Linked DNA regions of Homo sapiens: region 1 is linked to region 2. A link is an interaction called in ENCODE POLR2A ChIA-PET data of the cell type or tissue named here. Cell type or tissue: GM12878. All regions are shown on one strand. Each heading gives the region's core, and the rest is flanking DNA. Links, peaks and the distances in the headings are about the cores only. Region 1 overlaps PRPSAP2 (phosphoribosyl pyrophosphate synthetase associated protein 2). Region 2 holds the start of PRPSAP2 (phosphoribosyl pyrophosphate synthetase associated protein 2).

Region 1 (8,334 bases), core at 153-8,152, 64 kb before region 2:
AGGTAAATTTCAATAACAGTGTTGAGCAAGAAAGTCCCAAAGTACACAAAGACATCATTTACATAAACATCAAAGACAAGAAAAAAAGGCAGCATTTAAGGCCACAAGCCCTCATGGCTGACTACAGGATCAAGATGGGCAGCTTTCACATCAGTGACAACCTCTGAGGCAAAGAGACCAGGGTAAGCCCAGAGGAGGCCTCTAGGTACCTGGTGATGATCTATGCCTCAAGTGAGCTAGCGGGTACCCAGTGTTCATTCTATTCTTTAAAATATACAGGCATGAAGTGCACTCTTTTTGTGCACTGGTCTTATGATGTGTGAAAGGATGCATGTTTCAAACAGTTATAATCAACTTTGTAGTTTACTTTTTTTTTTTCTTTTGAGATGGAATCTCACTCTTTCGCCCAGGCTAGAGTGCAGTGGCACAATCTTGGCTCACTGCAACCTCCGCCTCCCAGATTCAAGCGATTCTCCAAGATCAGCCTCCCAAGTAGCTGGGATTACAGGTGTGCGCCAACATGTCCAGCTAATTTTTGTATTTTCAGTAGAGATGGGGTTTCACCATGTTGGCCAGGCTGGTCTTCAACTCCTGACCTCAGGTGATCTGCCTGCCTTGGCCTCCCAAAGTGCTGGGATTATAGGCATGAGCCACTGTGCCCAGCTTGTACTTTACTTTGATCACAGAACAATATCTCATGTTATGACAGGATGACTTTTTTTTTTTTTTTTTTTGAGACACAGCCTCACCCTGTCACCCAGGCTGGAGTGCAGTGGCATGATCTCGGCTCACTGCAACCTCTGAGCCCCAGGCTCAAGTGATCCTCCCGCCTCAGCCTCTCAAGTAGCTGGGACTGCAGGTATGTGCCACCAAGTTCAGCTAATTTTTGTATTTTTTGTAGAGACAGGGTTTCACCATGTTGTCCAAGCTGGTCTTGAACTCCTGAGCCCAAGCGATTGGCCTGCCTTGGCGTCCCAAAGTGCTGGGATTACAGGCATGAGCCAACGCGCCCAGCCAGTAGTGAGCAATTTTAAAATAAACAATAGCATTTTCCAATTTCTGGGCCAAAGCAAACATTTAGCACAAGGCACAAATTTAATAAGAATTATCTGGCCATACTACTATCCTTAGGCCTTTATATGCCCAGAATTAACAAATAAATTGGCCAGGTGCAGTGGCTCACGCCTGTAATCCCAACACTTTGGGAGGCCGAGGCAGGTGGATCACTTAAGTTCAGGAGCTTGAGACCAGCCTGGCCAACATGGTGAAACCCCATCTCTACTAAAAATACAAAAATTAGCCAGGCGTGGTAGCAGGCACCTGTAATTCCAGCTACTTGGGAGGCTGAGGCAGGAGAATCGTTTGAACCTGGGAGGCAGAAGTTGCAGTGAGCCGAGATTGTGCCACTGCACTCCAGCCTGGGCGACAGTGAGTCTCTGTAATAAAATCAATCAATCAATCAATCAACAGAATAACAATGGCAAATACTAGAATTAATAATAAAAGAGGTCTACATACCACGATGATGGCAATCCTTCCTCCAACATCACCCACAACCGTGATTGGGGGCTTTTCTTTAGGAATCAGCACTGGTTGGAATAAAACACACACACCAAAATTTTTATATTAAAAAGTAAAACAAAACTTTAAAGAAGTTAATATCTCAAGATAAAAACATTCAACCAACTAGGAATACAAGGGAATTTCCTCAATCTGATTAAGGGCAACTACAAAAACCCACAGCTAACTTGATACTTTATGGCCGAAGGCCAAAAGCTTTCCCCTAAGATCAGCAACAAGACAAGGATGCCCACTGCACCACTGCCATTCACCATCATACTGGATACTCTAGCAAGGGTAATTAGACAAGAAAACGAAATGAAAGGCATCCAGATCAGAAAGGAAAAGTAAAACTATCTCTATTAGCAGATGACATGTTCCTACATATTGAAAATACCCAAGAATCCACAAATCCACCTACCAAAGCTAATAATATATGAATTCAGCCAAGTTGCCAAGTACAAAATCAACACACAAAATCAGCTGCTACACAGCAGCACTGAACAATCAAAAGAGGGAATTGAGAAAGCAATTCCACGCCAGGCGTGGTGGCTCACGCCTGTAATCCCAGCCCTTTGGGAGGCTGAGGCGGGCGGATCACGAGGTCAGGAGATCGGGACCTTCCTGGCTAACATGGTGAAACCCTGTCTCTACTAAAAATACAAAAAAAAAAAAAAAAAAAAAAATTAGCCAAGTGTGCTAGTGGGCGCCTGTAGTCCCAGCTACTTGGGAGGCTGAGGCAGGAGAATGGCGTGAACCTGAGATGTGGAGCTTGCAGTGAGCCGAGATCATGCCACTGCACTCTAGCCTGGGTGACAGAGCGAGACTCTGTCTCAAAAAATAAATAAATAAAAATAAATAAATAGATAAAAATAAAAAAGTAAAAAAAACCCCTACAGAATGGCAGAAAATATTTGCATATCATGTATCTGGTAAGAGTCTAGTATCCAAAATATATAAAGTAGGCTGGGCATGGTGGCTCATGCCTGTAATCCCAGTACTTTGGGAGGCCGAGGTGGACAGATTGCCTGCCTGAGTTCAGGAGTTTGAGACCAGCCTGAGCAACATGGCGAAACCCTGTCTCTATAAAAAAATACAAAAATTAGCAGGGCGTGGTGGTGCATGACAGTAGTCACAGCTACTTAGGGGGCTGAGGTGAGAGGATCACTTGGGCCCGGGAGGTCAAGGCTCCAGTGAGCCACGATTGCACCACTGCACTCCAGCCTGGGTGAGAGAGTGAGGCCCTGTCGCAAAAAAAAAAAAAAAAAAAAAAATTATATATATATATATGCGCCATATGCCAAAATATATAAAGAACTTTTATAATTCAACAAAAAAAGACAAACCTAGTTCAAAAATGGGCAAAGGATTTCAACAGATATTTCTCCAAAGAAGATATACAAATGAAGTCATTAGCCATTAGGGAAATGTTTATCAAAATCACAATGAGATGCCACTTTATGCCCACTGGGCTGGCTACAATAAAAAGTAGAAAATAAGTGTTGATGAGGATGTGGAGAAACTGAAATCTTTGTACATTACTGGTAGGAATATAAAATGGTGCAGCTGCTGTGAAAAAAGAGTCTGGCAGTTCCTCAAAAAGTTAAACATACACCAAGTGACGCAGCAATTCCGATACCAGGTATAGACCATGAGAAATGAATCATCTATCCACACAGAAAACTCATACATGAATATACAGAGCAGCATAGCCAAAAGTGGAAACAACCCAAATTCCTTTCAAATGCTGACAATGAAATATTATCCAGCCACCAAAAGCAATGAAGTACTGACAAGTGCTATCACATGGATGAACCTCAAAAACATGCTCAAAGAAAGAAGCCAGATACAAAAGCCCACATATTATATGATTCCGTTTATATGAAGTGTCCAGATTAGGCAAACATCCACAGAAACAGAAAAGAGGTAAGTGGTTGCCAGGGGCTGGGGGATGGGGGCATGGTGAAACTACTTAATGGGTGCAGGGTGTTCTTCCGGGGTAATGAGAAGTTTTGAAACTAGAAAGAAATGGTAACTGCACAAAACTGTGAATATACTGAAAGCCAGTAAATTTTATACTTTAAAATGGTTAATTCTATGTTATGTGACTTTGACTTCAATTTTCTTTTAAGGCAATGTCACAAAAAGAAAAAGTTAAAATACTGTTCTAGATTGGGACTTTTCAACTGCTGAGATCTTGGGCCAGACACGTTTATGCTGCAAGGGACCACCCTACGTACTGTGAGAAGTTTAGCAGCATGTTTGGCCTCTACTCACTAGATGCCAGTAGCCACCCCCTTGATTCTGACAATCAAAACTATCTCCAGACATTTCCAAATGACCTCTAGGAGACAATATCCACTCCCTAATTGAGAACCACTGCTCTAGATTGAAAGAGATGAAAGACATATGACAACCAGAGGCAATGTGTGACCCCAGGTGAGCATCAGGAGAGGGCAAAAAAGTGTAACAAAACAAAGCAAAGCAAGATAAATTCCAGAACTGAAGTGACTTTTTACATTTTCAACAGTCCTACTCCCAGGACACTTGACCTCAATGCCGGTGAAAAAGTATAATGAATCACCCTCTAGGAAATCAATTTGACAAAAAGCCTTATATTCATACCTTCTGACTCATTAATCTCACTTTTAGAAGCTTGAAATGAAATAAGCCAAAGTATGGGAAAAGTGTTTTATCCACATATATTTCCTGCCACATTATAAGGGCAAAGAACAGAAGAAAACATAAAAACCCCAAATTAGGCTGTGGTTGGGCAGTCTAAGCCACATTCATACGATGGGTTATTAGCCATAAAAATGCTGTTTACAAGAGGCTGAGGTGGACAAATCGCTTGAGCCTGGGAGGTCAAGGTTGCAGTGAGCCGTGATTGTCACTGCACTCCAGCCTGGGTGACAAAGTGAGACCCAGTCTCAAAGAAAAAAAAAAGAAATTGCTGTTTCCTGTCAAAGTTTCTGGTGACCTGAGATGACACGTCGGGCAGCTGGGAGAAGGAGGCAGCAACATGCACAATTATGTATGAAGCATGCATCGCAGCTTTATGAAAATAAGGGTGAAAAACCAAAAAGAGGCTCACCAAATTAAAGTGGTGTGTCTTTGAATAGTGGCATCAAGCACTAATTATTATTTTCTTCTAACTTTTATGGATAATATTTTCAAATATTATATATAGTGCTTATATTCTGAAAAAGTATTTTCATTGTTTTTTAGTAGGCATATTTTCATCTATAAGAAATCAGAGGATACAAAATAATTTTTAAAATCTAATACTAAATAACAAAATCTTTATATTCGAGATGCTACAGGAAGAATGCTTTCTTTTCCCTTCATATATTATTTGCTAGTACCTTAAAAAAGTATTCTATGTAGGGTGTCCAATCATCAAATGTATAAAAACAATCAAATATTTAGGATCTATGAAACTAAAATTCTACTGCATTCCCAAAGACGGCCTGTAGTGATCACTACTTGAGTCAAAACATAAACATAGAAACATTATAATTAAAATTATGAATGAAACATAAAGATCCCACGAGTAAAGAAATATTAGAAAGAACATAGAGATCATCCAGTCCTATGAACTCATTTCCAGATGGGAAACCTGTAGTTCAGTGTCTGCAGTCCAGAGTCCACTCCCAAAGGCCACACCAAAAGCTAACACCCAGCAAGTTCCAAAGAAGCAGCGTTCATCTAAAGACTGCCAACGCGTTCCTCATCACAGCCCATGTGCTTACAGGACTGAAGAGGAACATATATTCTTCCATGCTCCCGGGCATGGCTCATCTCACCAATGGTCCCAGCCAGCCCTTGCAGGGTTCTGCTGAGGTTCCTAGACACAAGCCCCTCTGAGGCCAGGCAAGGATTCTGAAAGGGAGCGGCAGCCCCAGGCCTACCCCCCAGCACCAACAGCCTGGGCACGTGAGGCTGTGAGAAATGCACACACAAGCAAAAGGCTTTGAGGTCCTGAGCCAAACGCTTTATTAACACCCTCCCAGCCCCAAATCCTGAACCCTGGCTCTATCTCACTGCCTTCCTCCTCCTTAAATCCCCATTACTAAGTCCAAGAGACCCAAGAACACAGTGGAAAAAGCACAGGTTTTAGTCAGACATGTCCAGCTTGTCACTATGTGACTGCAGGGAAGTCGCTTTCTCTTTCTGATCCTGTTTATCTATAAAGTGGAAAATCATCACTCAATTAAAAGGGCTGTACTGGAGACTAATACACTAAAAATGTTCATTCCCTCCTGCTATCTTTTTTAGAGACAGGGTCTCACTCTGTCACACAGGCTGGAGTGCAGTGGCACCATCATGGCTCACTGCAGCCTCGACTTCCTGGGTTCAAGTGATCCTTTCACCTCACTCTCAAGTAGCTGGGATTACAGGCACACCACCATGCCTGGCTAATTTTTTTTTTTTTGAGAGGTAGTCTCACTGTGTTGCCCAGGCTGGAGTGCAGTGGCACAATCTCAGCTCACTGCAACCTCTGCCTCCTGGGTTCAAGTGATTCTCCTGCCTCAGCCTCCTGAGTAGCTGCGATTACAGGCACGAACCACCACACCTGGCTAATTTTTATATTTTTTAGTAGAGACAGCGTTTCGCCATCTTGGTCAGTTTGATCTTGAACTCCTGACCTCATGATCCACCCACCTCGGCCTCCCAAAGTGCTGGGATTACAGGTGTGAGCCACTGCGCCCAGCCGCCTGGCTAATTTTTAAACTTTTTGTAGAAACGGGGTTGTGCTATGTTGCCCAGGCTGGTCTCAAACTCCTGGGCTCAAGCAAACCTTCCACCTTAGCCTTCCACAGTGCTGGGATTAAAGGAGTGCGCCAAAGTACCTGGCCTCCCTCCCATCGTCTTTTTAACATTTCTCAATGTGCTCTGTCACTTTCATTCCCATTGTTACCAACCCCTAGAGCAATAACGCACAACAGAAATGAAAGCCACATATGCAATTTCAGATTTTCTAGTAGCCACATTACAAAAGCACAAAAAAAGGTAAAATTAATTTTAATAACATGTTTGATTTGATTCAACATATCAAAATATTACCATTTTAACACAGAGTCAATAAAACTTCACTAATGAGATACTTACATTAAAGTTTTCAGATTAGGGGTGTGTCCTTCACACTCCCACTGCTCCCCACCCCGTTCCCAGTGTGCAGGAGCCACATGTAGCCAGTGGCCACCCGACTGGACAGCATAGCCCAAGAGATCAAGCTCTCCTCCCATGTGCCTGCTCAACTTCATCAGCCTCCCGGATCTGGCCTCTGCACTTGCAGCCCTATCCCAAACACAGATGCAGGCCTGGCCTGCTGAACACTAAATGGCCCGGATCGAGAGCCTTTGTGGGCTGCCTTCTAGGACACGAGTGTATTTACTGGTATTCAAAGTCCTCCTTGGTTGGCTCCCCGCAGATACTGCTATCTTAGTCCATCTCTTCCCTCCAGGGGCCTCCTGGTAGTCAGGCTAGTGTCTTCCTGGCCACACCATGGCCCATCACTGAACGTCTCACCACTGCAGTCCTATCTCACTCACATAAGGCAGGCAGTGCTGGGTCCTGAGGGCTCGTCCTGGGCTTTCCACCATCTTGGCCTATCATGGGTCCACTCTGAGGATGGCCTCTTGCTGTCGCTCTTTTTCAGAAAAACAACAGGCCCAAGAACACACAGCTGATAAGTGATGGAGCCAGATGCAAACTCAAGCTCAGTCCCCCACCCCTTAGGAGATTTAACCCCTGCCCAGATGGCCTTCCCTTTCCACCTCAGTTGGGATCTACAAAGTATAGCTGGAATCCCAGCTGCGTGCATGGCTATCCCAACCACACTAGTTCCTTCTCTGGTTTTTTTTTCCCTCTATTTATAAATGAGCAAACTCCTGGGCAAGGCAAAAACCTAACAGTCCAGAATATACCTCTGTGACCTAAAAATTATTTTGAGCTGAAAGCATTTGAGTTCCTGAAGTCCCTTATATGCTGAAAAGCAGAGCCTCACAAAATAACTCCAAAGAACTCAACTGTGATAAATCTCCTCCCTGGGAACACCAGGGAAGACTGACTCTTATCGCTTAAGACCAGAAGAAGTCCAGACCACACCTAAACAGACGCTGTCAAAAACTAGCCTCTCTCCCATCTTTTCTCCTCAGCGCCCACTTCCCATCAGTCCCCTCCCTCCTCCTCTTCCCCTATTAAGGAGTCATCTTGGCCGGGCGCCTGTAATCCCAGCACATTGGGAGGCCGAGGCGGGCGAATCACTTGCAGTCAGTTCGAGGCCAGCCTGGCCAACATGGCGAAACCCTGTCTCTACTAAAAAAAAAAAAAAAAAAAAAAAAAAAAAAAAAAATAATAATAATAATAATAATAATAATAATAATAATAATACCAAAATTACCTGGGCATGGTGGCATGTACCGGTAGTCCCAGCTACCCAGGAGAATCGCCTGAACCTGGGAGGCCGAGGTTGCAGTGTGCCATGATTGCACCACTGCACTCCAGGCTGGGCAAAAGAGCGTTTCAAAAAAAAAAAAAAAGAAGTCATCTGTTTTCCCACAGGGGCCTTTTCTGCCCCTCCTGTTCCCCTATTAAGATGCTATATAAGCCCCAAATTGTAACCACTTCGAGTCACATTTTTGTGACTCACAAAAGAGTTTAATCACACACATCTGTATGTATGTGATTAAACTGCCTTTCCTCTTCCTCATCTGTCTTTTGCCAGTTTAGTCCATATGCCACCAAACACTGAATCTATGAGGGCAGGGG
Region 2 (8,334 bases), core at 303-8,302:
ATAGGCTTCTATATAGAATCCTAACCTAAGACCACCCTCAAAATGACATGGTGGAGTGGACTGGGGAGCATCCACTTGGAAATGACTATCAACATAGTCATGTTTTGTGACTATTCACTTCACAAGTTATTCAAACATAAGGGCTGTTTATTTTTCTTTTTTTTCTTTTTTTTTTTTTTAAGATGGAGTTTCACTCTTGTTGCCCAGGCTGGAGAGCAATGGCGCGATTGCGGCTCACTATAACCTCCGCCTCCCCGGTTCAAGCGATTCTCCTGCCTCAGCCTCCTGAGTAGCTGGGATTACAGGCATGCGCCACCACACCCGTCTAATTTTGTATTTTTAGTAGAGACAGGGTTTCTCCATGTTGGTCAGGCTGGTCTCAAACTCCCAAGCTCAGGTAATCCACCCGCCTCAGCCTCCTAAAGTGCTGGGATTACAGGCATGAGCCACTGCGCCCGGCCATAATGCCTGCTTGTAGTTTTAGTTCTCCTTTCTCCTGTTGGTAATTAAGGCTGTGTTCTTTACCAAGCTTCAAGAAAAGAGTTATAAAGACTATCCTCAAAAACATAATAATCATCGAGATGGGGCTGGCAGGAGGCTTGTTAGCACAAGGTTTTAGTGTGAAATGAGAACACTCCCTTATTTTCCCCATGAGCTATAACTGCTTTATGTTTATTCTAAATTTACTCTAGAATGTGTGAGAATTATTTATAACATGTATGAAAACACACCGTTTTCAGAGAATCTTAGCACCTTTTAAAGAGCAAATCATACTCCTCTTTTGAATAAGATTTTAGAATGTTAAGTCTCATGAATGAAGAAACCACACTGAGAGATCATTTCCTTTGGACAGACTAGCAGTCATTTCAAAACCACTCACCCACATTTCAGATGGGGAAGACTCACATTGAAGTGTGTTGTCTTCCCTCTAAAGCATCTACTGTGTAAATACCTTCTACTTAAAGATGGCTGAAGTAGGAGTGTGAAGAGTTGGGTTTGCCTTCCAGCTACTAGGCCATGTGGACATCACTTGTCCTTGCTGGGCCTCAGCCTTTACCTTCCAGACAAGAGATATAACCTTGGTAAAAAGATTTCCCCATCAGAATTTAAGGTCCAGGCAGCAGAGACTATTTTTTACCATGATATTCTCTGCTGTATACCCTGTGCAGCTGCCACACGGTAGAGGCTAAACAAATGATTGCTGAATAATGCCTGACTTCAATGAGTCACAATGATTAACAAATGAAATTGAAAGATGAACTAAAAGGCATCATAAAGTATAAAAACCGGCCAGGCGCAGTGCCTCAGGCCTGTAATCCCAGCACTTTGGGAGGCCAAGGTGGACGGATCACCTGAGGTCAGGAGTTCGAGACCAGCCTGGTCAACAAGGCGAAACCCCTACTAAAAAATACAAAAATGAGCCAGGTGTGGTGGCATGCACCTGTAACCCCAGCTACTTGCGCAGCTGAGGCAGGAGAATCGCTTGAACTTGGGAGGCAGAGGTTGCAGTGAGCTGAGATCGCGCCACTACACTCCAACCTGGGCAACAGAGCAAGACTCTGTGTCAAAAAATTAAAAAGTATAAAAATTTATGTTTATTGGATGGGCATGGTGGCTCACGCTTGTAATCCCAGCACTTTGGGAGGCCAAGGCAGGCAGATCACAAGGTCAGGAGTTTGAGACCAACCTGACAAACGTGGTGACACCCTGTCTCTACTAAAAATACAAAAAATTAGCCGGGCGTGGTGGCGCATGCCTGTAATCCCAGCTACTCAGGAGGCTGAGGCAGGAGAATCGCTTGAACCCGGGAGGCAGAGGTTGCAGTGAGCTGAGATCGCGCCACTGCTCTCCAGCCCGGGAGACAGAGCAAGACTCTGCAAAAAAAATAAAAATAAAAAAACTTATTATGTATGTTTATTAGTGATGTGCCTCACTCCAAGGAAATCTGTTTTTAATATCAATATTGATGAGAATTTGAAGGGCAAATTCTAAACCGAATTACTCTTCCACTCCTGTATGATCCCAGGCTCTGCTTATCTCTCCAACACAATGTTAACTCATGCCTAACATCTGAGTGTTCACAATGCTTATGACAACCCAGTGAAGCAAGCACTAGAATGAGACCCATTTTAGACAGGGAAGCTAGGTTTCCAGATGAAGAAACTTACTCAAGGCTGCAAAGCCTCTAAGCAGCAAAAATAGCTCGGTCTCAGCATGATTTGTAGTAGTTAGTCCTATGCAACAGTGGGCTGCACAGCCTGTCTCTCAACCCACACAGAAAACGACTTGGCACCCCGCTGAATTCTGCATACAGAGAGCAAAATAGGACAAATACCCAGATTTTGAAAAATGTCTATTGTAAACATGCCTTGTTTGGAAAACAATTTATATAATAGTGCCAAAGAAAGAAAACAGAAGTTTGATTCGGTATTTCCACTTCGGGTAATTATCCCAAGGAAATAAGGAAAAAGCTATATGCTCAGTGATGGTGGTCAACATAAGACTTTTCAAAGAACAAGTACACCAGACCTGTGTAAAGGTTCCATAATAAAGTAATTAAGTAAAACACAGAATAGAAATTCAATAAATATTCAACACGACGCAAAAGTATCTATGAATGACTTTAAGTGGAACGAGCTCAAATCACAACTGAGTAATAATGGTACACACGAGGGCAGCAGGAAAGGAATATGGACAAAAAGGATATGCTTTAGTGGGGTTCAATAATGTGGGTGAATTATTTCTATTTGTGCAATTAAATTTTTTAAACACTAGAGATCACACCTCAAGCCCCAAAGCCCCATTCCGCATTTTCATACTCCTTTCAAAAGCTAAACACCCAAACGGAGCCAACATTAACATAAGAGAAAAATTATTATCATCAAGCAGAATACTTAAAAATTTCATCACGGTTCCCCCTCAATCTCTGCTGGGGTGAGTTCTGAGTTGGATAAAATCATCCTTTAGGAGGTGAGAGATATATTCGTAACTAGCAAAGCCAGGTAAATTAAAATCAGGGGCTCCGTGTCAGCTTAGGGACGGAGAATGGCTGGGTCTGGGCTTGCTTTCAGGGCTGCTCACCACAGGTCCCATCATCAGGGTTCGACTCCCCAGCGGCGCCTCAGGGAGAGGAGAGAGCCCAGGCACCGGACGCCCGTCCCCCGCCCCCGCCGACCCCTGGCGGGAGAGGAAGAAGGGAGGGAAAAATGGAAGGGCCGCGGGCGCGAGATCGCCCCAGTGAGCCCCCAAGCAGCCACCACCCAGGGACCCCGACCCGTCCGCCTGCCGGCGCCGCGGGCTCCCCGCCCCTTGCACCTGCGCCCCGCAATGCCGGAGCCAGCCAGCCCTCGCTGCCGCTCGCCACTGGCTCCCGCCCGCCTACCTGGCCCCGACCCCAGCCCCGGCCCCGCCGCAGCCTCAGCTGCAGAAGGAAGAAAGCGCCGGGTCTCCTGGCGGCCTCTCTAGGAGCAAAATGGCGACTCCATGCACAAGATTGGCGTCCGCGGTGACTGCGAGGCCGGTGGGCGGGGAGGGGCGAGGGCGGGACTAGAGCCCGGACAGCGGAGGCACCTAGCTGGGGGCTGTGGGCGTGGCCCACCAGTGGGTAAGGCGCGGGGCAGTGGGTGTAGCCACAGGGGTGGAGTCGGGCTGGCACGATGGGCGGGGCGGTGGGCGGGGATGCGCCTGTTTTGGTCCCTGGGGAGCTGCTAGCCCCACACCAACTGTGACAGCCCAGGCAGGTTACAAGGAATGAATGTGGACAGAGTATGACATTTGGAATTACAAATACCTGGGTTCAAGCCTCCACTGGCCTGTAACCTTGGACAAGTCATTTCAACCCTCTGAGCTTGTTTCCTCATCTGAAAAACAAAGATAGCAGCACCCATTCCATAAGACTGTTGTGAGGATTAAATGAGACAATACGGCCAGACGCGGTGGTTCACGCCTGTAATTCCAGCACTTTGCGAGGCTGAGGCGGGCGGATCACGAGGTCAGGAGTTCGAGACCAGCCTGACCAACATGGTGAAACCCCCATCTCTACTAAAAATACAAAAAAAAAAAATTAGCCAGGCGTGGTGGTGCGCGCCTGTAATCCCAGCTACTCAGGAGGCTGAGGCAGGAGAATCGCTTGAACCCGGGAGGCAGAGGTTGCAGTGAGCCGAGATCGCGCCACTGCTCTCCAGCCTGGGTGACAGAGCAAGAGTCCATCTCAAAAACAAAACAAAACAAAACAAAACTGTGCTAAAAGCACAGTTCTGGGTGTATAATAAATGATCAGTTTTTTGTTCGTTTGTTAGTTTTTTGTTTTGAGACGGAGTTTCGCTCTGTTGTCCAGGCTAGAGTGCATCGGCGCGATCTCAGCTCACTGCAAACTTCGTCTCCCGGGTTCAAGCGATTCTCCTGTCTCAGCCTCCCGAGTAGCTGGGATTACAGGTGTGCGCCACCACGCCCGACTAATTTTTTGTATTTTTAGTAGAGACAGGGTTTCACCATGTTGGCCAGGCTGTTCTCAAACTCCTGACCTCAAGTGATCCGCCCGCCTCCGCCTCCTAAAGTCCTGGGGTTACAGGCGTGAGCCATCGCGCCCAGCCATTATCAGTTATTATCGTTATTTGCCTTGTCGCCTTTTTTTCTTTTATTATAAAGGAATTAGTACTTTTGGTATCCATTGCCTAAGTTCTTTATAACTTAGGTAATGTTTACTCTTTATTGTATGTATAACATAATAATAGCAAACACATGGTCCTCTTTTAAGTGCTTTACATATATTAACGGTAACTTATTTAATCCTCACAAGAGCATAAGGTAGGTGTTGTTATCCTCTCCATTTTAATAGTTGTGGGAACTGAGACGACGACGTTAAATAACTTTTCCAATGACAAAGCAGTGGACAGAATTTCGACCCAGGAGGCTTTGCACCAGTCTTCACTTACCTAATCCCTATACCACATCTTCTCTCCAATTCTGCTTTGGATTTTTCACAATAATGAGGCATGAAATATTCATCAGAGGTTGCAGAGCTAGCTAGAGTCTTTATGGTTCAACGTCTTATTTTAGAAACGAAGAATACAAGCATCTCAACTAACGAATTGTAAATTAGGTGAGACTTCGTGAAATGGAGTCGTTTGAAACATTTCCTTTGCCTGACAACTTTACAGGGACATACCTCTTTGTAAAGAGCAAGACCCATGAGCCCAGTGATTATCTGCATACCAAAATTGATTCCTCTTCAGCGGTACCTCGGCTGGGCTCACGTCCCTTCTGCGCTGGCATCTAACTCCGGTCACAACCCCCACCTCTCTGCTGTGGCTGGCGTAGATTCCACGCGTCACATGTTGGCATGTGACTGGATCTGGCCAGTCAGAGAAGTTCATCCCTCTCCGCTCGCTGATTCGCTCCAAAGATAGGCTACTGAGCCAATCGGAGCCCACGAAACACCGTCTCCATCCCTGCGCCGGGACTGGAGAGGCTTACTCTCTCCTGCTGATGCTGCAGCTGCTGGGATGCCAGGAGGGGAACCGCCTGAGGAAAGTGCTGAGAGAAAAGAGAGGGAGGGATACAGACCGGGCCCAGATGAGTTTGCGCTGAATCTGAAGTCGGTAGGTCCCTGGACATTTCTATTATGGAAGCCAAGAAGAACCTCCCCTCCACCCTCTGAAGCCAGTGTGGATCGGGTTTCTGGCACTTGCAGTGTCTGCACGGTCTCCTCTCCTTCCTTCTCCATTGCCCTTTCTCACCCGCCTGGGCCCGCCACCCTGAACTACCGGGACACATGCTGTTCCTGCCTCCAGGCGTGCACTTCTTCCTGCAGCCTCCTCCCCTACTAACTCCTTCTTGAACTTGATAGCTCCATTGTCACTTTCGAGTCTTCCCTAAACCACTCCCTTCCCAAATAAAACTGTTTCATGTATTTTTCTTTCATTGGGCTTATCACGATTTCTAATTAAGTGTTTGGGTGGTTATTTGACAAATATCACCACCTCAGCCCCTGTACACTGTAAGCCCCATGAGGGTGGGCTCTTCGTCCCTCCTGCTGATCACTGTTTCCCAGGGCCTGGCACAAGTATGGTACTCAAGAAATGTCTGGAAAATTGAGTGCCTTATCCTTTCTGGAAAGAAAATGGGCAGTAGCGCAGCATTATATAGTGTTTGCACCATACAAGAATAATATTACTGGAAAAAAAAAAACTTTTCTAAGAGACAGAGTCTTGCTCTGTTGCCCAGGCTGGAGTGCAGTGGTGCAATCATAGCTCACTGCCGCCTCGAACTGGGCTCAAGTGATCCTCCCGCCTCGACCTCCAAAACGCTGGGATTGCAGTCATGAGCCACCACACCTGGCCTTGAATTTTTTAAAAAATCCACTCTCATTAACCAGAATGAGCTAGCTCCAGTGTATCACCGCGTCCAGGGTTCTGCAGTGGGGTGGCTTGCTCCTCAATAGTTTCCCGCACTGCAGGCACTTAGTTTGTAGTTTCATTTGTTCTGTTATAGCAATACCACTCTTCCATCCGCCATCCATTCTCCAAGGACTATTGAAATCCCTTGTAGGCTGATGTCAAAACTCTCATTCTCTTTATCCTTGGGGTTTAGGCCATAGGAGTGTGCCATGGTAGGTGTTCAGCCAAGCTGACCCACCAGGTGACTGCAGCCCCAGCCACCACCTGACTGCAACTTTATGAAAGACCCTAAGCAAGAGCCACCTAGCTAAGACCAATCAAACCACAAAAAATTGAGAGCTAAGAAATTTTTTATTAAAGCCCAAGTCTGGGCATATTTTGTTATACAATGGGTAATGAGCAAGAAAGGAGCAAAAGCATAATGTAAAGCTTGTGGTCAGTTCCACACGAATGCAGTTTTTGGTTAGTCCATTGCTAAACTTGATAATCCCTTGCCCACTTGGATGTTTGCAGTCAGAGTCTTTGCATGTAATAGAAGTGCTCAGCTTGCTGCAACACGTCATTGGCCATATTCAAGGGCTAAACTGCTGTATATCGACTATAAATCAAGATACTCAAGTCTAAGACATTTCCCTTCAACATTTTTTAAAGGAAGGAAAGGAATCTTTGCTATAGTTTGATAGAAATTTTTGAGCAGTATGGTGTAACAAAAAACACAGGATTCTCCTTCAAATGGTTGTGCAAATGAAAAAACAGGGACTTAGGTGTCCATCACTAGGATGGAGCCTGCTTCCTGCCTCCTGTCCTCATTGTGGAAATGACCCTGGACAGATCCACCTCTCTAAGTTTCTGTTTCCTCAGTGGAAAAATGAGCACTAATATTAGCAGCCATATGATGGTTGGGGGTGAGGAGTTACTTTTAGATGGAGTCCATGAGTATGAGGCACCGAGGAAGCTTTTGCAGCTGCCTCTCTGCTCTCGCCTGTCTGGCTATCAGGGAAGAAAAACAAGGCACCCCTTTTTCCCCAGTGGAAGAGGATGGCAGCTTGCCTGGCTGTAGGAGGCAGCGGAGGCCAAAGCCAGGTCACCAGCCAAGGAGGCCTTGGAAGTTCCTATAGAGTCCTTTCCTGCATCCTCCAGCTTTTTTCCTTTTTCTTTTCTTTTTTCTTTTTTTGAGATGGAGCCTTGCTCTGTTGTCCAGACTGGAGTACAGTGGCGCAATCTTGACTCACTGCAACCTCCACCCTCCCGGGTTCAAGCTATTCTCCTGCCTCAGCCTCCCAAGTAGCTAGGACTACAGGTGCATGCCACCACACCCGGCTAATTTTTGTAATTTTACTAGAGATGGAGTTTTGCCATGTTGGCCAGGCTGGTCTCGAACTCCTGACCTCAAGTGATCCACCCATCTCGGCCTCCCAGAGTGCTGGGAATACAGGCATGAGCCACTGTGCCCGTCCTCTTTTCTCCTTTTTCTATTTTCCCCCAAAATGAAAGGAACTTCATTGTCTTTTTTTTTTTTCCCGAGGCTGAGTCTCACTCTGTCATCCAGGCTTGAGTGCCGTGGCGCGATCTTGGATCACTGCAACCTCTGCCTCCTGGGTTCAAGCGGTTCTCCTGCCTCAGCTCCCCAGCAGCTGGGACTAAGAACTTCATTGTCTTTTGTAAGCATAATAATATTTACACATTGTAAGAAAAATTCAAATGAGAAAGAAGAAAAAATTAAAAAGATATTTGCCATTATCCCATGTGGAGAGGTAGCCACTCTTGGAATTTTCCAATATGCCTTTTCCCTGTAACAATTTATTGCAGGCATGATTCCATGTTGATGAATTCAGGTCGACATCATCATGATATGAGCTGTGAATGAAAGACTGTAGTCTTGGGAACCAGCGCCTAGATCCAAATTCCTTCTCTCCTCACCAGCTGTGTGACCTCA

What was found. Peaks named below come from ENCODE experiments on the same cell type or tissue, not always from the same donor. Only the 100,000 strongest peaks of a DNase experiment are listed, where the experiment ranks them.
Region 1: POLR2A ChIA-PET joins it to region 2 with 18 read pairs; 8 of 35 experiments call an interaction of 5 or more read pairs at or near these places.

What each region holds. Positions count from the first base shown.
Region 1 is chr17:18,917,169-18,925,502 of GRCh38, reverse strand. PRPSAP2 (phosphoribosyl pyrophosphate synthetase associated protein 2) reads right to left here. Exons shown (of 12, transcript NM_002767.4): 10 at 1,519-1,589. Among named protein-coding and RNA genes, the nearest start is that of SLC5A10, 31 kb to the left of the region's middle. RefSeq lists an enhancer at 3,228-3,307. In GM12878, for the core only: no CTCF peak of the experiment used is centred there; DNase peaks (open chromatin) are centred at 3,212, 3,759 and 4,482; H3K4me3 peaks cover 1,249 bases; H3K27ac peaks cover 4,856 bases.
Region 2 is chr17:18,853,310-18,861,643 of GRCh38, reverse strand. It overlaps PRPSAP2 (phosphoribosyl pyrophosphate synthetase associated protein 2), which reads right to left and starts at 3,513. Exons shown (of 12, transcript NM_002767.4): 1 at 3,383-3,513. RefSeq lists a silencer at 3,056-3,415 and enhancers at 3,162-3,734, 5,514-5,573, 5,594-5,643, 5,162-5,662. In GM12878, for the core only: no CTCF peak of the experiment used is centred there; DNase peaks (open chromatin) are centred at 883, 2,101, 3,693 and 5,373; H3K4me3 peaks cover 4,472 bases; H3K27ac peaks cover 4,318 bases.